Linked DNA regions of Homo sapiens: all the other regions are linked to region 3. Evidence: chromatin loops called from intact Hi-C (ENCODE). Cell type or tissue: OCI-LY7. All regions are shown on one strand. Links, peaks and the distances in the headings refer to the core of each region. The heading gives the core; the rest is flanking DNA. Region 1 overlaps ELOVL5 (ELOVL fatty acid elongase 5). Region 2 overlaps ELOVL5 (ELOVL fatty acid elongase 5). Region 3 has its middle 21 kb from the start of GCLC-AS1. Region 4 overlaps GCLC-AS1 (GCLC antisense RNA 1).

What was found. Hi-C counts contacts between places; a loop is a spot of excess contacts. Peaks named below come from ENCODE experiments on the same cell type or tissue, not always from the same donor. Only the 100,000 strongest peaks of a DNase experiment are listed, where the experiment ranks them.
Region 1: a loop joins it to region 3, with 6 times the contacts of the local background. A loop is called at or near these places in 19 of 110 quality-filtered maps.
Region 2: it touches region 3 in a loop (4-fold over the local background); 23 of 110 quality-filtered maps call a loop at or near these places.
Region 4: it touches region 3 in a loop (4-fold over the local background); 34 of 110 quality-filtered maps call a loop at or near these places.

What each region holds. Positions count from the first base shown.
Region 1 is chr6:53,307,254-53,312,873 of GRCh38, reverse strand. The region is part of intron 1 of ELOVL5 (ELOVL fatty acid elongase 5); the gene reads left to right. Among named protein-coding and RNA genes, the nearest start is that of MIR5685, 33 kb to the right of the region's middle. RefSeq lists a silencer at 129-423 and enhancers at 2,754-2,803, 2,894-3,003. In OCI-LY7, for the core only: no CTCF peak of the experiment used is centred there; DNase peaks (open chromatin) are centred at 303, 1,813 and 3,103; H3K4me3 peaks cover 3,885 bases; H3K27ac peaks cover 5,000 bases.
Region 2 is chr6:53,291,924-53,297,543 of GRCh38, reverse strand. ELOVL5 (ELOVL fatty acid elongase 5) reads left to right here. Exons shown (of 8, transcript NM_021814.5): 2 at 1,837-1,902; 3 at 5,581-5,620. The coding sequence starts at 1,845. Among named protein-coding and RNA genes, the nearest start is that of MIR5685, 18 kb to the right of the region's middle. In OCI-LY7, for the core only: CTCF peaks have their summits at 3,056 and 3,255 (motif pointing right); a DNase peak (open chromatin) is centred at 3,253.
Region 3 is chr6:53,407,479-53,413,098 of GRCh38, reverse strand. No RefSeq gene overlaps it. Among named protein-coding and RNA genes, the nearest start is that of GCLC-AS1, 21 kb to the left of the region's middle. In OCI-LY7, for the core only: CTCF peaks have their summits at 2,038 and 2,238; a DNase peak (open chromatin) is centred at 2,258; H3K4me3 peaks cover 449 bases; H3K27ac peaks cover 660 bases.
Region 4 is chr6:53,482,615-53,488,234 of GRCh38, reverse strand. All of the region lies in intron 3 of GCLC-AS1 (GCLC antisense RNA 1), which reads right to left. Among named protein-coding and RNA genes, the nearest start is that of GCLC-AS1, 54 kb to the right of the region's middle. In OCI-LY7, for the core only: a CTCF peak has its summit at 3,380; a DNase peak (open chromatin) is centred at 3,414.

The DNA.
Region 1 (5,620 bases), core at 154-5,153, 100 kb after region 3:
TAAACCTTCCTTTACAGTTACAGGTGCCAAAAAAGTCACCACCACATGTGATTGGGTTGGGGAAGTTGATTGAATTTTTAAAAAATCAAATGCTCAGCCTAGTTTGTTTTTCTCATGGTCGTAGATTTTTTTAAAAAATTGAACTTTTTGAGAGAATTGTAGATTCATATGCAGTTGTAAGAAATAATACAGAGATCCCAAGTACTCTCTACCCTGTTTCCCCCAGTGGTAACATTGTACAGGACTGCAGCACAATATCACAACCAGCATACTGACATTAGTACGGTCCAGATACACAACATTGCTATCAGCACATGTGGCCTTCATAACCACATCCTCTTCCATCCTGCCTTCACACCCTTTGTAACCCCAGGCAATTTGTTAATCTCTTTTCTATCTTTATAGTTCTGTCATTTCAAAAGTGTTTTATAAATGGATGGCCCTTTTCACTTAGCTTAATTCTTTAGAGATTCATTCAGGTTGTTGAATGTATCAGGTTTGTTCTTTATTGCTGAGTAACGTTCCGTGGTGTGGATATACCATGGTTTGTTTTAACAATTCACCTGTTGGAGAGTATCTTGTTTGTTTCTAGTTTCTAGCTAGAATAAAGCTGCTGTGAACATTCGTGTACAGGTTTTTATATGAACATAAAGTTTTCATTTCTCTAAAATAAATGCCCAATAGCTTCATTTGAATTATGGCATGATATTTAATTATATTCCTATACTATAATTTCTGTAGCAGAAGGTTACTTCTAGGTTACGGAAGGTTTCATCTAGAAGGTTACTTCTAGATGGATACTTGAAGGCTAACCACCTTTCAGTTTTTGTTACAAATATCACTGATGACAATCATAAGTCAATCTTAGTGCACATCTGCTTGTATTTCCTTAGTGTAGATTGCTAGCAGTAGGCTTGAGTGTATAAAATATTAAACCTTTTTTTAAAGTACCTCTCCTTTTCTTAAAGTTATTTTTAATTTTTAAGTATATCTAATTGCAGAGCATTGTCATTACCTTAGAAAGAAACATCATAAACAGTATCGGTCACTTCCCATTCCTTCGTTTCCCCAGCCCCTGGCAACCACTGATGGATCTGCCTATTCTGGACATTTCATATGAATTGAATCATCTGTGGCCTTTTGTGTCTGGCATCTTCCACTTTGCATAATGTTTTCCAGATTCATTCATGATATAGCAAATGTCAGTACTGTCTTCCTTTTAATGGCCAAATAACATTCCATTGTATGAATGTACAACATTTTGTTTATTAATTAATCAGTTGATCGACTTTTGGGTTGTTTTTACTTTTTGACTGTTATAAATAATGTTACTATGAATATTTGTGTACAGGTTTTAGAGTGAATGTGTGTTTTCATTTCTTTGGGTATATACCTAGGAGTGGAATTGCTGGGTCATATGGTAATTCTGTGTTTCACTTTTTGAAGACTTGCCAAACTATTTTCCACAGCAGATGTACCATTTGACAGTCCCGCCAACAGCAAGCGCCTGAGTATTTCACTTTCTCCATCTACTTGGCCAGTATTTGTTATTTTCTGTTTTTATGATTATAGCTACCCCAGTGGTTATTACATGGGTCTTTTTTTAAAAAGAGCTGTTTTGGCAACACTGCCTTGCTTACCTACCAGGTAGGACAGCCACAGGAGCGCTGTTTATGTTGAAGTTTCCAGTGGTGTCAGTTGGCTGTCTCTAGGCTTTTGTGGAAGAGAAAATTGTGTAACTGCCTACCTCTCCTGCCAGAGCACCAGACTTGATGTGAAGTTCTGTGAAGAGCCCACCCAGTCACCTGTCAGCTCATTTAGCCACACTGGAGAGTCTGTTGAGGTACAGAGGGGAGTTACCAGTGTCGTTTGTGGACTCAGTTGCTATTTTGGAACAGAAATTTGCAGAATCCTTTAAGCTGAAAAATTTCCATGCTAGTATGTATCATATGAATAGCAATTATTTACCCTTTCACAGAAAAAACCAACGGTCTTTTCTGTGTGTATTGTGAGATAAAGTCTGGAGGGGTTTGTGGTTTTCTTTTTAGTAGGTAACAGTTCGAAATTTGTTGCAGATCATAAGCTGCCAAATAATAGCTTTAAGATGTACTTTTAAAAATCAACTGTGTGATTGGCTGGGTGCAGTGGCTCACTCCCGTAATCCTAGCACTTTGGGAGGCCAAGGCAGGCAGATTGCTTGAGCCCTGGAGTTGAAAACCAGACCAGCCTGGGAACAGAGCGAGACCCTGTCTCCAAATTAACAACATCAACAAAAAAATCAACTTGTGATAATTGTAAAGAGCACAAGTTTTGGACCAACTACAAATTTAAGTAACTTAACTTTGTGAGCTACTTAACAGTAAGTAATGTGATTAAGTCTTCCCAGTGTGCCCGAAAATTTTTTGATTTTAGCACTGAAAGCCTTACATCCCGGAAAATCCCCCAAGAAAAACAGAACAGTTGCCTACCCTAAGCCATATAAACCTAGAGTTAACTACTTAAGATCTCTGAACTTTAGTTTCCTCGTCTAGAAAATAGGGATATTTCCTTAGTGAGTCTTTGAAAAGCCAGCTACGTAGTAGGCTCTTAGTAAATGTTAGATCCCTTGTCTCAGGCTAGTAACAAAAGTGTTGTATTGTTTTCCTAACCAAATTCTATACTTTAGATAATAAGCCTTTTCACTTCTCTTCCCAGTTCCAGTTAAATCGAGGGGGAGGGTTTATATTTTATTAGGCCGTGCTTGTAATTGGTGCCTTAATTATGTGTGGTAACCAAAAGGAAGGCTAGCAAGGGGAAGTAGAGTTGTCTTGTAAGAACCTCTTCTTCCAGCCCCACTGACCTTGTTAATTTCTAAGGCTTTTATCTATTGTTAACAAATTACCCCCAAATTTGCCACCTTAAAATGCAGAAACATTTACTGTCACACACGTTTTCTGAGGGTCAGAAGTCCCAGCAAGGCCTACCTGGGTGGTTTTGTCTCAGGGTCTTTCATGAGGCTGCATTCATCTGAAGCTGAGCAGGCCAGAAGATCTGCTTCTGAGCTCATTCAGGTGGCTGTTGGCAGGTGGCCTATTTCCTGCCACATTGTCCTCTCCCTAGGACTGTTTGCAGCATAGCAGCTGGCTTCCCCCAGAGCTAGTGGTCCTAGAAACACAGACAGAAACATGCCAGCTGACCAAGATAGAAGCCACAACATCTGTTATCACCTAATCCCAGAAGCGACATACCATCCCTTTTGCTTTATTCTGTTGGTCACACACACAACCCTGGTTCATCGGGAAAGGGCACTACATAAGGGTGTGAGTATCAGGTGTACCAGGATCTTTGGGGGCATCTTAGACTCTGCCTCCCATAGATACCGTATTTACTTGAAGAAAGCTTGAGGTCCTGTAGTCTAGGTAATGAAACGAATATAATAGGAAGCAGCTCAGTTTAGGATTGATGATAATAGAGCCAGAGCCCACGTTTCTCAACCAGTGTTCAGGTTCTTCCTATCACCCATCTTGCCTCCTTCCAAGGAATGTATGGAATTGTCCTTGGCCAAACATTTGATTTGGCAGCAGCAGCAGCAGCAGCCTGTCAGCAGTGTTCCATACTGCCCCAGTTCAATATGATGAAACAGGGAGTTACTAAATTCCTTTCTGTGTCCCAAGAACAGCTACTAGGGATTACAAGGAGCAAGACAGATACGTTCCTTGTTCTCACAGAGCTTTATAGACTTGGCCACTGTTGACTCCTGGTAGTAATGGTGTTATGGATCTCCTCTACTGATAGTAATATTTCTGCAACAGCATCCCCCAAAAAAGAGCTTACCGGTAAAAAATCCATCAGGTGCAGGATGGATTAATGTATGCTTGTTATGTGTGATGTGTACCATGTCACACAGTGTTTGAAAAATATGAGAACTGATCTCTATCTTGATACGAGGTTTTATTTCAGCTTGAGAGATGTTTGAAAAAATATGATTGCCTCCCCGCCCCCCGCCCCACCTGCGCATCCCCTCCCCCCAGCTGGTGGAATTAGAGGAAACAGGGAATTGCTGCAGAATTTGTTGGAATAAAAAATAACTTGTCCTTGAGACCATCATCCTAGTCTAGGCTCTGTCTCTGTAATACAGTGTATGGATACCGTCTGGGTGATAAAAATTAAAGGGTGGCAGGGGATTTTAGTAAGAGTCCAAAACTTAATTGATATATATAGCAGTGGTTCCCAAAGCAGGCTGTTTCCCAGAATTACCTAACGATCTTTTCAAAAAGATATTTCCTAGCATCTATTGAATTAGAATTTCTAGGATTGGATCCCAAAAACCTGATTTTAAAGCTGTTAGGTGATTTTAAGATGCAACCAGATTTGAGAGCCCATTGATATGAAACTCTAGAAAGTCATTCATTCATTGATCCACTCATTATTCATTCATTCACTCTTAGTTTCAATGAGCAATCAATAATTGGTCAGGCACAGATCCAGACACTCTAGCGATAAAATGGGAACACCAGAGGTTCTGCCGTTGAAGAGCTTAGAGCCTAATAGGATGTGGACAGATAAACAGATAATTACAGTATAACTGATAATCACAGCACTTAAAAAATAAGCCTGTAATTTTATCACTGATTGAGATACAGTAGAAGTGATGATGAAGAGTATGAAAATGAGGTCAGGGAGGATTGCTGCCCCTTTACTTCCCATCTAGGTCTTAATTACAGAGATCTTAAAGAACTCTGTTACCAAACATCTTCTTCCAAACAACTTTTTTTTTTAACTTGATAATGTTATTTTAAAACTACATAGTTCTGTATCTTTTTCTCGTAAAACTATATGAATTCAGGCAATACTAACACATGTCACCATCTTTTATGTAAATACATGAAGATGTCCTCTTGAGAGACTGCATGGGGTATTTTAAGAATGATAGGCAATAGAGTTGGAGATGTGGTTCAAATTCTGGCTCCACCCAACCTCTGTGACTTTGGCAACTCAGCCCCCTTTTCAGTTATGGTAAATGAATAAGTTTATTGGCCATCTATCATATGCTAGTTGCCAGGAGTACAAAAAAAAAGGCTTATCAGATGCAGATTTATTTCTGCTCTGTACTAAGGTTGGGATAGACACTGGCCTGCTCTTCTACTCACAGAGAAGTCAGTGACCAGCATCTCCTTGACATTTCAGAGGAATTTATCTAGAGTCTTTTATAAATCCCCAGATTCACAAGTATCATTTGTGAGTCCATGCCAAATAGAAAATAACAGAGCTGTGAGGTATGGATGTGAGCATGTTTCACTGCCATGGACCTTGCAGGGAACTCCAGTTTATGCCTTAGCAAAACTCTTCCATAAACATTGAATATGAAACTGATCATTGTCAAAGGTCTCTGTAATGATGATAATAATAGAAACATTTTTACGGTACTTGCTGTGCCACACACTATTCTAAGCATTTCACATATCTTAACTCATTTAATCACATGAGGAAGTTAATGTAATTACCCTCATTTTACAGTCTAATAAACTAAGGCACAGAATGTTAAGTAACTTGCCCAAGGTTACACAGCTAGTAAGTGGTGAAGCAGGGATTTGAACCCAGGCTCTCTGGCTCCAAAGTGTATGTTCCTAACCACTACCAC
Region 2 (5,620 bases), core at 236-5,235, 120 kb after region 3:
CCCAGAAGGTTACAAAGTGACTCAAGGGTGAAGAAGTGTCTACGGTGAGGATACGCTGGACAAAGAGATGATTCCCATCCCAGGCAGGATGGAGTGGGACTGCGGGAGATTTTATCATGCTACTCAGAACTGTGTGCAATCTACAACTTATGAATTGTTTATTTCTGGAATTTCCCACCTCGTATTTTCAGACCATGGTTGATTTCAGGTAATTGAAATCTCAGAAAGCAAAACTGTGGATTAAGAGGGGACTACTGTATGTTAAAATCTTAATTGTTGGATTGCAGAAGTGACCTTGTGCTAAGGTTTTGTAACTATTGAGGGGCAAAGGTGGCTGACCTGGTTATTGGCAGATGGGTATGGGGAGCTGGTGCCTTCGGGGAGCTGGTGCCTTCAGGGAGCTGGTGCCTTCGTTTCCAGCCATGAATTGGTGTCAGCAGCCTCCCCAATCACCCTTGGGCAGGAAAGCTGTCAGGACAGAACCCTGTTAACTACTTTGAAAGTGTCATTGATGGCTCCTCCTATCTCTACGTCCCATCTCATCTGGATTGACTTAATTGTAACTACTACAACCATTAGATGATTTCGTGGATAAAGTAGTTTATCTTAAAATTAGCCAGTGAATACATAACGCTTCAGTGTGGCAAGCCAAGGAAGAGAAGTATTGCTAAATGATTAACAGCTTAGTTAATAAAATCAGTTCTGCCTTTGCCCTTGGACGTTATAATATTGATGATTATTCCTGTAAGAAGAATGGCCAGGAAAGTTGGAAAATCTAGTCAGTATGCATATGAAAAGTTGATTAGCTACCCTCTAAATGTAAATCTTAAATTGGGGAAGGTAGGGAGCTATAGAATCTTAGAAGATGGAGGTAAATCTTTAACTGGTATCTCAAGATGTTTTATTAAGTGAAAATAAGCAAGTAATATATACACACTTCTATATATAATAGTGTTTTTTTAGTTTTTTTTAACTGTGATCCCCACAGTAAGAATATATTTTACATCACAGCTAAGTACATTATACTTATAAATATGATATAATAAAACTAAAGTTTTATAAAACTATATTCATTCTCACTGAGAGCAAAGCATTCTGATTCTCTACTATGATCAATTATTATTTTTAATGCTAAGTTGACATGATCATCTACTAATGGTAGATTTCACCCACAATTGTGAAAACATCCATTTAGCATGACCTCTTTGTGCTCAAAAGAGGAGAAATCTCTGGAAGTATATTGAAGAAATGTTACCATTAGGTTCCTTGTGATGCGTGGCTTGGGGATTGAGGTTGAGGGAAGTAATGAGATTTTTGCCCCTTTTTTTTAATTTTTAATACTTGAATTTTTTTTTACTGTAGATATGAAGTACTGTAAAATAATAATTGATAAAAGTAACAAGCGGAAAAAACTGTCTTGTCACTGTGGCATTCTGTTCCCTGATATGGCTCTTCCTTGTCTTACCTCAAGTCCTCAGTTGTTGCCCAGACAGGATCTCTTCCTGTCTGCCACCTCTCATTCCAGTTAGTTCCACTTTTTTCCCCACTGAGATTTCAGCTTCACGGAAAGAGTTTTTATGGAACTAAGAAAAGAAGTTCAGAAAACTGGCACTTCATTTATAAAGTGAACTCACAGAATTGTGTCTTTCCTTTTGATCTTCAAGTTAGATCTAGCACAGAAGTCACTTCTGTGAATTAAATTCTTTTAACCTAAGGAACTGAACTTAACCTTGTCTGTAGCATATTCTTTGAAAAGAATTTATTCTTTTATGAAAAAATACTGTATAAAAAACATTTTGAGTAGAGATTAATCAGTATCTTTTTTTTTCTTAATAGGTTTTCAAATGGAACATTTTGATGCATCACTTAGTACCTATTTCAAGGCATTGCTAGGCCCTCGAGGTAAGGTGGTTTTTGGTTTTGCTTACCTTCTGCAGCATCACTCCCTGCCTATAGTCCCTTGTAAATATTGCATGAGGAGATAGTAGAAAATGTTAGCATTTTCTATGATAAGTCTAAAACTTTATCCTGGATAACAAGGAATTTGGAGAAGTCTCTGACAGAGACACCTGCTGTGGGTGGTCCTCCGTTGACTTTAACTGGAGTTTAAAAATATGCTGTAAAGCTTGTAGCCTGAGAATACTATAGATTTCACCATTATCAGTGGCATTTTTTTCTCAATTCTTGGCAGTCTTTAAGAAAAACTAGTTTCCAAAATGCAGTGTTGCAATAGGAGTTTAAAACCTTTCCCCTTTTACAATTTTAAGGGCTTTTTAAGGTCTTCTCATTTTGTATCATGTTAACTCACTGGTAAATATGCACCTGAACCTTACTTGCTGTATCTTTTAGAAAGTAAATCAGCTTCATATTGCCTTCTTTTGATGTCATCTGTAAAAGTCTTTTAAAGTCTTTTGTATAAAGAACTTCTTAGGCTCACAGAAAAACTAGAAATGGCTTTTAAACAGACAAAAAGAATCTCAGTTTCTCATGATTTTTAAAACACAAAAGAAATAACAAAAGGACTTAGTCTATTAACATGGCAGAGATGAAATAATAGGTTTCATGTCACCTATGATAATAGTGATAATAGTGAAGGCGTGGAGAAAGAGTACAACCTCTCTGAAAGGCTGTTTTGCCTTCTGTTGGAATTAAAATGCACATGCCCTTTTGCCTAGCCATTCTACTCCTAATACTTTATCCTGTGGCTAGCCTTGATTAGTTATGCAATGATACATATCAGGATGCTCATTACAGCATTGTTTTTCAAGGAATCATCTGGATGCCTGTCAGTAGGGGAGAGGTTCTGTAAATTAGTGTATGGCCCATTGAAAAGAACAAAAAAGAATAAGTTAGATCCATCTGTATGTGCTTGGGTTGGGATAGTGCCTTACTTTAGCTGTAAGGGACAAAAAATCCAACTCTAAATGGCTAAAATAATAATAATAATTATTAGCTTGCATTACCAGGTGGAGCAATTCCGTAGTTATTTCAGGGACTGTATGATGTAACCAAGGATCCTTGTTCTTGTCATTTTCTACTTTGCCACTTCCAGGTATCAGCAGCTCTGTCCTCAGAATGGGTCCCCCACTTCACACAGTTGTAGGATGGCTACAGCAGCTCCAAGCAGCACATTCAGAGGAAGAAGAAAAAATGTTTCATTTGTGTGGTTTTAAGCATAAAGAAGTTGTTTCCCAGAGCTCTTTGCCAGCTGTCATCCCTCAAAACTCACTGGCCACAATTGCTTCACATGCCCCTGCCTGAACCAGCCACCAGAGGGGGTTAGGACCACCACAGATTGACTAGATCCTAAGGATTCTCTACCTGGGGCTGGAGTTCGGGTCAGGTGCCCGGGAAGCACTGTGCGGTGTGGGAGGATGAATATGTGCCAATTTGGAAAGATGAGTATTTGTGGGAAAATGAATAAAGCAAAGTGTAAATCAGAGGTTTAAGTTAAAATAGGGAGATTTGTGTGTATTTATTGTTTGTGATATATATGTTCATACAAAATAACAGTCTGATGTTAGTTGCTAAGTGGGAACTGGTTTTCTTAAAATTGACAGCCAAGGCCCAAAGCTGAGAACAAAAGGTGTTAAGCATCCCCTTAAAGTCCCTGGGGCCAGCCATTTCCCTGAATGACTTCTAAGCACAACCAGTTCTGCCGGACTGACAGTAACACCCTCCGTGACCATAGCATAACTAGTGGGGAGGGTGTGGAGGGCATGTCCCTCTGAAGCCAAAGCAAGCCAGCCATGAGAGAAATGCTGGGAAAGTTTAGTGTGTACAGTGCAAGAAAGGAAGACTGACTGACAGTTCCCCACGTGGACATATGCTTTATTGAGCCTGTTCTTGTTCTGTGAAATCAAGGTGAAAACGACTGGAGAGAGTAGCAAGATGGTCCAGTCTGGGAGGGGTCAAAGAAAGGGCAGAGCCGGGTGTGGTGGTTCACTCCTGTAATCCCAGTACTTTGGGAGGCCAAGGCAGGTGGGTCCCCTGAGGTCAGGAGTTCCAGACCAGCCTGACCAATATGGTGAAACCTGGTCTCTACTAAAATTACAAAAATTAGCGGGGTGTGGTGGTGTGTGTCTATAGTCCCAGCTACTCTGGAGGCTAAGGCAGGAGAATCGCTTGGACCCTAGAGGCAGAGGTTGCAGTGAGCTGAGATCACGCCACTGCACTTCAGCCTGGGCGACAGAGTGAGACTCCGTCTCAGAATAAATAAATAAATGAATAATAAAAAAATTAAAGAAATGGCAAAGGCTGTCCTCCCAACTGCTGCTTCTCTGAAGACGCAGTAGGTGAATGCTGCATGTGCCTCATGTTCTGGAGTTGTGAGCCTTGGCGGGTAGTTAAGATTGAGGAGCCACAGGTTTTCGGGGAACATCATAGCAGGGTTCAAAGGGGAGCATGCTTTTCAGAGGTAGCTTCCTGGGGTCAGCCAGAGTATGAAGCTGAATCTTTCAGGGGACACATAACACTTAGGGGCTCTGGCTGCCAAGGAGTTTCCCGCCATCCAAGAAGAGGTTGTCAGTTTGCTGCTGGCGGCTGACCTGTTTCCCTCTCCCTCCTCCCTGCCTAAGAAAAGGAATAGGGGCAGGAGAGGCCCTTCCTATACCAGTATCTCCTCTGGATCCGCCTAGGTCTTCGCTCTCATGCTACTACTCCTCAGTTTGTTAAATACTGCCCTTTAAATAGGCATTTATCTGATCATTGCTGCTTCACCTTCATGTTTTGTTTTGTTTTTATTTTCATTTTTGAGACGGAGTCTCACTCTGTTGCCCACGCTGGGGTGCAGTGGTACGATCTCAGCTCACTGCAGCCTCTTCCTCCCAATTTCAAGCGATTCTCCCACCTCAGCCTCCCAAGTAGCTGGGATTACAGGTGTGCAGCACCATGCCTGGCCAATTTTTATATTTTTAGTAGAGATAGTGTTTTGCCATGTTGGCCAGGCTGGTCTTGAACTCCTGACTTCAGGTGATCCACCCGCCTTGGCATCCCAAAGTGCTGGGATTACAGGCATGAGCCACCACACCCAGCCCTTGTTTTGTTTTTAAATCATTGTCCTCTCTGCTGTTGACCATTACACTCATAGCAAAGGCTGCCTTTCTAATTAGTGCCAGTTTCACTAACGTGGCTAAGCAGCACGTTTTCTGAGTCTGCATGTGCTGGCCACACTTGCCGACTGACACACAGCTGAGATGGAGGACTTCAGAGTTCAATGACTGCCATTTCTTGGGTTTTATCACCCTATGTGTAATCTGGTATACCTGGTTAATAAATCCAATTAATGGGAAGTGTAGCCTTCTCCTTGTTTTCTTCTTAAGTTCTTTGGAAAGAATATTTGTATTATTATTTTACTGAGCAAAAATCATGAATAATACATTGTTATTCAGAGCATGTAACAAGGAGCTTCACCTTGTTTGATATGTATTGAAAATCCATGCCTCCTCTCCTGATTGCTTTATTGGAATTAAGAACATGAATACCAGGTGACTTTTATATCATCATGGTTAGAGAAATTTTTTCAACGTTTGAAAAGTTGTGAATGTTTTTATATATCATTAATTTTTTTTAATTTTTCAGATACTAGAGTAAAAGGATGGTTTCTTCTGGACAATTATAT
Region 3 (5,620 bases), core at 346-5,345:
ATAAGAAATGTTTGAAAACCTATTCTAGAAAAGTGTTTCTCAATATTGGCTGCATGTTGGATTTACATAGAGAACTTTTTAAAATTCAGATGAAATAGCACAACCCCAACTCAGGGGATTGGGCAATATCTAGAAAATTTGCACAAGACTTTTGACCTAGCAATCCCACTTCCAGAACTCAATATCAGAGATACGATGGTACATTTCCCAAGGGAAGTGAGCACAAGGCTATTTATTGCTGTGCTATTTCCAACAGTAAATGCCCAGAAACAACCCAAGTATCCAGAGAGGAAAGAATTAATTTGCCCAAGACAAACCCTGTGCAGGCTAGTCTCCCAGAAAAGGAAAGGGCCTCTTGTGAAGCTCCCTGGAAACCACTGTGACCCTGTGCTTAAGACAATCAATTCTGGTTGACTTAGATTCCAGAATCTCCCTCACCCCCATGATGCTAGTGCTGGGGCTGGAAGTCCTTCAGTCCTGAAAATGCACATGGAAAATCTTGCCACTCATATGCTACCTAATAAAAGAGCTGAAATTGTTAGGCTTGGACGCCAGCCCTCTGATTGCACTATGAGAGGGGGTGGTGATTCTCCCAACCTGGAAACTGATCTGACAGGATAGGACCAGAGACCAGGTGATACCACCCCACATTGCTGTGGCACCCAGGTGTGATCATGGGGGATGGGCCAATACTTCATCTTAAATGCCTCACAACACAAGGATGAGGATGTCTTGTGTTTAGTTCTGTCTAGGATGGACAATGGGACACCAACCCTGTGTCCATGAATGTTTTCTCATGGATCTTGTGCTAGTAAGCCTGACATAACTCTACGTAGCCAATTTATCCATTTTTGCACTCAACTAGTGCAGTGAGCTGGGCATCTGGCCAAGCAGCCACCATACGTTTCTGGAAGGAAATCGCCACAGTTTGAATGTGTCCCCTGCAAAGTTTGTGTTTTGGAAACTTAATCCCCAATGCAACAGTGTTGAGAGGTGGGAGCTTTAAGAGGTTATTAGGGTCATGAGGGCTCTACCCTCATGAACGGACTATTGTTATTGTGGGAGAGGGTTCCTAATAAAAGAATAAATTCAGCTCCCCTTCCCCTCTTCCTTCTCTCCCTCTCACCTTTCTGCCTTCCACCATAGGATGACACAACAAGAAGGCCCTGGCCAATTGCAGTCTTCTCTATCTTGGACATTCCAGCCTCCACAACTATAAGAAGGAAATAAACCTCTGTTCTTTATAAGTTATCCAGTCTCAGTATCCTAATAGAGCAGCACAAAATGGATTAAAGTAGTAATCAACAGATCAGAGATCAAAGTCCAACTAGGTAGCAGGACAAATCCTCTTGGAGCAACATGGCCAGCTGTTGGGATAGTTAATCACTAATTGCTCATGGAAATCCCATAAAGTCTTCAGCAGCAAGAGACCCAGGGAGTAAGGCCTCCTGGAATAGAATTCCTTTGTTGTTATTAATGACCTGGCAGGAGTTTCCCAGGAAGGGGTAGCTTCATTGACGAGAAGGCTGAACCGGCACCCATGATAACAGTACAACCTCCTTGTGATGACTAAAGAATTTTCACTTCAGCCTGACCACTTGCTACTCAAGATACAGGAATGTTAGAGGCAGGCAAAGAACATCCTAAAGACTGAGATAAGGCAGATCCCAAAATTTTTACTACTTTTAGAATAAAATTGTAAAATAGGTAAGATGAAACAAATGAAGCTAAACATATTTTACTTAGATCCATTATCTCATTAAAAGTTACAAAATGGCTATAATCGAATTATTTTATTCCTTTTTCATTTATTAGTTAGAATTTTTCTATAAAGAACTTTTCTTCATCCACTCCTTGTATATCTTGAGGTACAGTTCATACGAGAAAGACAGAGAAATTCTAGGCTTATCTCCTTTCCTGCTCCAGACTTGGACTGTTCATTTCTCCAAGGAGCTTGGGGATTTTTTTGGTGAGAAGCAATGTTTAGAGACTACAGTCTGGGCTTAAAGGTGCCATTGCTCCCAAATTGATTATTTTGTATAAGCCTTTTCTGTGAACAGTTAAGAAATATGAAGTTTTTTAGAGGAGAAAATGCAGACAGTCCCCGACTTGGTTCTCAGCTTTACAATGGTGCAAATGCTATACGCATTCAGTAGGAACTGTCTTTGAATTTTGAATTTTGATCTTTTTCCTGCGAGCAATATGTAGTACAATTCTCACTCGCAATGCTGGGTGGCGGCAGTGAGCCACAGCTCCCAGCCAACCACATGGTCACAGGGGTAAACAGCCGATACTCTACAGTGTACTACTGTGTTGCCAGCATTTTTTGAATATTGAGTCTTGTGTTTCCACATCTTACCATGTCTACAAAATGCCCATCCGTGTTCTCCTGCTTCTGATAAGAAGAGGAAGGCAAATTACTTCTGAGTTTCTCAAGATAAAACTCAAGAGTAATTGCCCAGCATGAACGTGACAAGCCAGTAATAGCCACTGCATTTGAATTAGGACTTTCACATCCACAATCTCAACCATCTCAAAGGATAAGAAGTGAATCAGTGATGCAGTGAAATCATCCATATTGGTTAAATTCACTGTTGTTAGGAAGAAAAGAGCTGCGCCAACTGATGATATGAAAAAATACTTGTCACATGGATGGAAGACCAGATACAGAAGTATCAGATATAGTTTAAGTACCACTTAAACCGCAGACAATCCAGGCTAAGGCAAGAATTTTTTTATTTATTTATTTTTTTTTGAGACAGAGTCTTGCTCTGTCACCAGGCTGGAGTGAAGTGGCGCGATCTCAGCTCACTGCAACCTCTGCCTCCCAGGTTCAAGCCATTCTCCTGCCTCAGCCTCCCGAGTAGCTAGGATTACAGGTGCCCACCACCATGCCCAGCTAATTTTTGTATTTTTAGCAGACATGGGATTTCACCATTTTAGCCAGGATGGTCTCGATCTCCTGACCTCGTGATCCACCCGCCTCAGCTTCCCAAAGTGCTGGGATTACAGGGGTGAGCCACCGCACCCGGCCTCTACTCTTTTTTATACACTAAAAAACATTCTGATGATCCCACCTATATGCAAATATTTATAGCAAGTCATGGGCTGTTCCAGTGCTTCAAATGGCTCATAATTTTCATAATGTGAAGATCAGCAGTGAGGCAGCAAATGCCATATTGAATGTCTTAAAGCTTTAAAAAAGAAAAGAAAAGAAAAAAAGAGCTGCATAGGATAATTGTGGATGAGAAATATTTACCAGAACAAATGTTTAATGCCAATGAAACAAACTTTTTCTGAAGTTTGTTTCAGAAACAGAATGTTTGTATGCTGGAGCATACATACATTCATCGCACATCCAAGACAATGCCAAGATTCAAGGCATACAAAGACCATGTAATGCTGCTTTTGCCTGGAAATGTTTCAGAGTTCAAATTAAAGCATTTTCTAATCTACAACTTGGAGAACCCTATAGCATTCAAGAATGTGAACAGGCAAATACTTCCATTTCTTCTCATCATTAAAGAAAGCCTGGATGACCGGTTTTCTTTAAAAAAAAAAAAAAAAAAAAAAAAAAAAAAAAAAACTTGTGAAGAAGAGAAAAATGAGTAAGGAGGAATCTCTAGATTAAAAGAAATGTAAGAGGCGTGTTAACGAAATGCAGTGTATGGATACTACTTAGACCTAATTCAAATAAAACGGCAGCAAAAACTTTTCATAAGATAATTGAAGTCTGGGTGCGGTGGCTCGCACCTGTAATCCCAACACTTTGGGAGGCTGAGGCAGGCGGATCATTTGAGGTCAGGAGTTGGAGACCAGCCTGGCCAACATGGTGAAACTCCATCTCTACTAAAAATACAAAAATTAGCCAGGTGTGATGGCACACCCCTGTAATCCCAGCTACTCAGGAGGCTGAGGCAGGAAAATCACTTGAACCCAGGAGGCAGAGGTTGCAATGAGCAGAGATCACACCACTGCACTCCAGCTGGGCCACAGAGCAAGACTTGGTCTCAAAAAAAAAAAAAAAAAAAAAGACTATTGAGGAAATTTGACAACTGGCAGGTTATTGATGATGTAAGCAATTTTATTTATTGTTTTAGGTATGATCAAGATATTGTGTTTTGAAAACAATTTCTAAAGCTATATATCAAAGAAATAAAAAATGAGATTATATACTTTTTAAATTATTTTATTCCATAAAATAATTTAATAGTTGGAGTGAGGGAGGGAAGTTATAAAAGAAATAAGATTGGTCATGATTTGATAATTGTTTCATCTGGGTGACATGTACATGGGGGAGAGGCCATCATTATACTGTTTTATCTTTATATACACTTGAATTTTAGTAAAAAGGTCTTTAAAAACTTCTAGTGTTGAAACTCTACTCCAGGGATTTGGATTTAATAGGTCTAGCGTGGGGCCCAGGCACTAGGATGTTTTTAAAGTTCCAGGTGATTCTAGAGTGCAGCTGGCATTGAGAACTGCTATTCCAAGCTGAATTTCTTAAGAACAAGAGCTGTATCTTGGTCATTTTTACATCTCAAGCACATTCAACAGTACTAGGCACATAGTAAGGTCCCAGTAAAGTTGAATGTTTAATGAAATTGTAAGGACAGAACTCCAGGACAATGAGAAAAAGACTGAAGAAAAATTATGGCCTCAAATGAAGACCAGGTTAAACAAATTGAGAATCTGTGGCCTGCCTGAAGGCTCTCTGCACCACCTTCTCTCCCCTCTCTCTGTGCTGCCCAATCTCCTCCTTCAATCAAGGGAGAAATTGTCTTTATTTTAGGTCTACTTTATTCACCCTCCAGACAGGCTGGATAAATTCTAATAAACAAGTTTCAGGGGCAAAAAGCATCAGAAATAAGTCTGTTATATGAAAAAAGGTCTTAAGACATCTTTTCTATTTTTAACTTACTGTCTTCCTAGAGTCCAAGGTACCAGAATCAACGAAATTCACTGTTAACTAGCCAACAGATCTGTCATTTTTGCAGGAGTAGACTGAAGAGCAAGAATTATGGAGCTAGGCTTTAAACCCACAGAAGCCTTTCCAGAGAACTGGCATTTCTTTCACTTTGCACCTGTCCATCCAGGGCTGCATCTGCTACCACTTGGCACCTTAGGGGGACAGCCAGATGCAGGTGACTAATGACTGCTGGCAGGGACATCTGAAGCCAGGTCCCTTCCTTTTCAGATAGTTTTTTTTTCCAGCTGCCTGCTGGACATCCCACAACCATTTCAGACTCATCCAAAAGTGACTTCATCATTTTTTCCACCAAATCTGCACATCTTCTCACATTATCTAGCTCTAAGATGGCACCTCCACACACCCAACCCAGAAAACCATGTTACCCTCACTCCTCTCCCTTCCTCAAAACAAGACACTGAATCAATTGTCAGGTCCTGCTGGTTTTATTGCCTGTATATTTCCCAACTCCATGCCCACTTCTATTTTAGTTCAGGTTTTATTCTACATCTATTTGCAGATGTTTCTGCAAATCTGTCCTCCACATTATTACCAGAATAATCTACCTAAAATGATAACGTGTCCGTGTTACTTCCTTGCATAGATCCTTCAGTGGAACTCCTGTATTCTCCAGATTAAGTATAAACTTCT
Region 4 (5,620 bases), core at 426-5,425, 75 kb before region 3:
TTGGTCTATTCAGAGATTCAACTTCTTCCTGGTTTAGTCTTGGGAGGGTGTATGTGTCAAGGAATTTATCCATTTCTTCTAGATTTTCTAGTTTATTTGCATAGAGGTGTTTATAGTATCCTCTGATGGTAGTTTGTATTTCTGTGGGATCGGTGGTCATAGCCCCTTTGTCATTTTTTATTGCGTCTATTTGATTCTTCTCTCTTTTCTTCTTTATTAGTTTTGCTAGCGGTCTATCAATTTTGTTGATCTTTTCAAAAAAACCAGCTCCTGGATTCACTGATTTTTTGAAGGGTTTTTTATGTCTCTATTTACTTCAGTTCTGCTCTGATCTTAGTTATTTCTTGCCTTCTGCTAGCTTTTGAATGTGTTTGCTTTTGCTTCTCTAGTTCTTTTAATTGTGATGTTAGGGTGTGAATTTTAGATCTTTCCTGCTTTCTTTTGTGGGCATTTAGTGCTATAAATTTCCCTCTACACACTGCTTGGAATGTGTCCCAGAGATTCTGGTATGTTGTGTCTTTGTTCTCATTGGTTTCAAAGAACATCTTTATTTCTGCCTTCATTTCGTTATGTACCCAGTAGTCATTCAGGAGCAGGTTGTTCAGTTTCCATGTAGTTGAGCGGTTTTGAGTGAGTTTCTGAATCCTGAGTTCTAGTTTGATTGCACTGTGGTCTGAGAGACAGTTTGTTATAATTTCTGTTCTTTTACATTTGCTGAGGAGAGCTTTACTTCCAACTATGTACCACGTATGTTATGCTGCTCACAATCCAGTGTTGATGTGTACTTTAAAAGTAAAATATGTCAAGGCTTTATATCTAAAATATGGGAAGAACTCTCAAAACTCAACAGAGAAAAGCAAACAATCTAATCATAAAACGGGCAAAAGTCATAAAAGAACTATTTCACCAAAGAGGTGAGGCAGATGGCAAATAAGCACGTGAAAAGATGTTTGACATCATTAGCCACTAGGGAAATGCAAATTAAAACCACAATGAGTATTACTACTTGCCTATTTAAAGAGTTAAAATAAAAAACTAGTGATAATACCAAATGCTGGGAAGGACACAGGACACCTGATTACTCGTGTGTTGCTGGTGGGGATATAAAATAGTACAGCCACTCTAAGAAACAGTTAGGCAATTTCTTATAAAACTAAATGTGTGATTACCATTCGACCCAGCAGTTGCACTCTTAGGCATTTATCCCAGAGAAATGAAAGCTTATATTTACACAAAAGCTGTATACAAATGTTCACAACAGCTTTATTCCTACTAGCCCAACACAGGAAACAACCCAGATGTCCTTCAAGAAGTGAATGGCTGAGCAAATTGCAGTACATCTATCTCATCTAATACTACTCACCTATCTCATCGAATACTACTCAGCAACAAAAGGGAATAAACTAGTGATATCGGCAGCAATCTGGATGAGTCTCCAGTGAATTATAATCAAGAAAAAAAAAAGCCCAATACAAATTGGTTGCTAGAGTTTCAGGATGGGGCAGGGGGATACAGGAGAGAGGTTGGTGTGGTTATAAAAGGCCAGTTCAAGGGATCCTCATGAAAGATAGAACTGTTTGGTGTCTTGACTGTCAAGTGGAAACATGAACCTACAATGGTGATAAAATTGTATAGAACTAAATACACACACACACACACAAATGCATACAAGTAAAACAGGAGAAACTGAATAAGATGGGTCGATCTTGTCAATGCCAATATCTTGGTTGTGATACTGTACTACAGTTCTTCAAACTGTTTCCACTGGAAAAAAATTGGGTGAAGAGTACATGGGATCATTCTGTATTATTTCTTATAACTGTATATAAACCTAGAATTACCTCAAAATTAAAAGTTTAATTTTAAAAAGGTAATTATACAGGCACGAGAACGTATAAAGAGGTACAAATGTTCCCACCATTAAAGAGTTTATCATGGAGGCAGGGTTAGGAAGCCAGTGGTTTTAGAGATGGCAAAGTTTTGTTGATCACATTCAGGAGACGGTGTAATTGTACCAGATGAAGTCTGTACTCATATAATCATACCAGTGGACATTTATTGCACAAATCTAAATGCTTTCCATGTGGCATCTCAGTCTTTACTAGAACCCCTGCAGTAGGATATTATGATTGCCATTTTGCCAGTAATGAAACTAAAGCATAATCAGGTTAAGCAACTTGCCCATTTTTTTTTTCAATCCAAGACAATCCTGATTTGGCTAATCTTGACTGATATTTTGGTGCTTATATATAAAGAGCTCTGGATTATTTGTCAAAAGTCTTGAGGGGGTGGGCACAGTGGCTCATGCCTGTAATCCCAGCACCTTAGGAGACCAAGGCGGGAGGATCACTTGAAGCCAGAAGTTTCAGACCAGCTTGGGCAATATAGTGAGATTCCTGTCTCTGCCCAAAAAAATAAAAATTAGCTGGGCACAGTGGTGTGTGAGTGTAGTCCCAGCTACTCAGGAGGCTGAGGCGGAAGGATTGTTTGAACCCAGGGCTTCAAGGTTACAGTGAGCTACAAATGTGCCATCGCACTCCAGCCCGGGCAATAGAGTTAGATCCTGTCTCAAAAAAAAAAAAAAAAGAAAAGAAAAGAAAACAAAAGTCTTGGGTTCTAGTCCCACTTTACTGCTGATTAACATTTTAACTTGAAGAGTGATTCAATCACTCGGTTGCCCCACTTGAAAAAAAAAAAAAGCTGGAGTACATATCTAGAATCCTTACCACACGAACATTCTATATTTTTGGTTCTTTGACTCTAAAATGGTCAGCTTAAAAGAGTGTTTTCCATCCCTCTTTTGGCTGTTAGAGCCATCCCTGGTGACTTTACCCCTTTCCCCTGAACCTTTCATATGTTTATTGAGCATCCACTCCAGTTGTGCACTGGTGTTTGTTTTCACGGGGTTACTGGTACCCTCCACCCTCACCCCTCTTTCTCCCTGCAGAAAGCTTTTCTAATACTTTCAGCCGTGGTCAATTTCAGGTGATAGCAATGGTAATCATTTATTGAGTACTTACCAAATGCTAGAGACTGACACAGGCTATGTCATTTTTTCAATACCAAGCCCTGTGAAATGGGTACTATCAGACCATTTTTACACCTGTGGCTTAGAAGACTTAAATGTCTAGTGTAAGGGCGGTTGTAGTGGTAGGCAGAGGCAGGTCTCAAACCCTCGCCTACCTAACTCAGACACACTTGGCAATACTATATATCTCTTTAAGCCTTTCAGAGGATATGTTTTAGGAGGTGGATTGTTCCATTTTATATATATATGAACATGATAGACAGACAGATAGATAGATAAATAGATAGAGATAATTTTAAACGTGCTCACTTTCATTTATGAAAATTTACATTTGATAACTAAAAGAGCCTTGCAATTCCAGCATCTCCCTCATGGTGGCAGTAGAAGACTAAGTCATGTACACGCAGCCTCCAGCACCAACAACTAACCCAGAAGAAACCTCCTTAATAAATCAGCTTTTGGTCAAGATTGGTGTTACGTAAAATGCAAAATTAGGACCCTCGGAAGGGGAAAAAAAGAGTCTCAAGTATCTAGGTTATTGACCCCAGAAACAAAAGAAATTTGACAAACTTGCAAAACAGAGACAACAACTTCCTATGGGGGAAAAAAAAACAAAGCAACTACTTGTTGCTGCCCACCCGTTTAGTAACTGGCCTTGGTAGTCTTCCAGCAGCAAGCACAATAGCCTTGTCCACAGATGCTTTTCCCATTTCCTCGGTCCCCTTGAAACCAAGCTTTTGAGAACAAATAGTTTATTTCTCCTTTCTTAATTTGCTCTGAAGGTTTTTAACACAGCGATAACTGGCATATAGAAATTTCACATATTTTTCTTGATCACTATGGCCTATCAACCCCCGCCTGATGATTAAATGAAGGACGATGTATCCAAGGTTCTTAAAGAACTTGGTTGCAACGAATGAACACAAAAAACACCAGACAATAAACATGTATTGAATTATATCTGGGTACAGTAGACACCATTGGGCAGACTTCAGAATTAGCCCCCGGAAGTTTTGCTTTTGCTTGACTCTTGGTCATAGCTGATTGGACTAGAAGTGAACACCTGACTCAGGAGGAGGAAGTTCATTGGCTGACCAGGAGCCAATTAGGGTCTCTCTCTTGAGAACTCTGACTAAGAGACAGAGATGCAGGTTATTTAGTCCAGTTGCGGGTGTAGCATTAGACAGATATAAAACCCAAGAACTCTTGGTACTGAGGCCTGGTTGTTCAACTTTCCTCGGATTTTAGGGGGTGACCAGGATCCCTCCCAGCAAAGTATCATTTTTGTTTAAGCTTAATTTCAGTGGGTTATGTTACATGCATTCTCCATCAAAGACTCCAAGCCCTGTGCAAAGTGCAGTGAGGGCATACAAAGAATTTATGACATTTCCCTGCTCTCCTGGGTATGGGTAATTTTCCTTGCTGTAGAGAGAACAGGGTCTCTGGAATTCAACCCACCTTTGTGACCCTGTGAATGTTCCTTTTTTTCTCTCTCAGAGATTCAACTTTGTTCTCAGTAACATGGAAATGATAGCATCTGCCTAACAGTCATTTTGAACAGGAAGCGTCCCTCTGGCCGGGTGCCTCGTGCATGGCAGATTATCAGTAAATGTCAGCCTCTGCACTGCTTTGCAAGTAGGTCCTTTGGCCGCTCTCAAATGCAAGTCACACAAAGATTGTGGGAGTTTTTTTTTTTTTTTTTTAAATAGAAAATACATCATTCCTATAGAGAAAAAAATACAGTCACATTTAATAATGGCTGTTTAGACAGGGACAGGTTCTCTCGAGCCTCTGGAGGTGGTGGAAAGTGGAGGTGGGTCACTGATCCCAAGAAATAAGCTACAGGACTGAGGCCAGTTTCTGGAGAGGGGATGGTCACTCCTATATTTAAGCCAATAGTGAAGGTTAAGTAGGAGAGTCCAGAGGGACCCTTGAGCCCACTTGCTTGACAATATTGGTGCAGGACAAGTCTAACCCTCCTAACTGGGCAGCTGCCCCCTCCCAATAGTGGTCTCTCTTATGGAGAAAATTTTTACCCGATCAACTTATTCTCGTGAAGCACAAGGGCCTGATATGAACACCCCTTCTGTAGGCATTTTCAAAGAACTTAGTGAGGGTAACAGAAAGAAAAACCTCTATGCATCGAACTTCAGGCACCATCGGAGAAATGTCTTTTCTTAGATTGGCTTTCAAAGTATCTTTAAATCACCCTATTACAAATGGGGTATTAAATAGCCTGCTCTGCCTAGAGAAAAGGTTCCCAAGATTCCTTGTAGCTGCTGGGAAGTTACTGAAATCCTCAGTGACGTGTTTTGAAAAAGTGTTGACAATACAGCGGAAAGTTGCATCTGGCAGCTAACAAATATTTCTTGAGGGTCCACTCGATGCCAGGGATTGTTGCCCTGAAAATGCAAGGCTACCAAAACAAGCAGTTCAGGCCCTCAAGAACCCTGAATGTTCATGAGTACCCACCAAGTGTCACATAGAGCTTATGTCTCAGATGTTTTTCACAGTCCACCCCCCCAGGATGCATTTCCAAATTCTGTGGAGAGCCTAGAACTGTTTCCTCAAAGCCCTTTAGAGCAGTGAGGC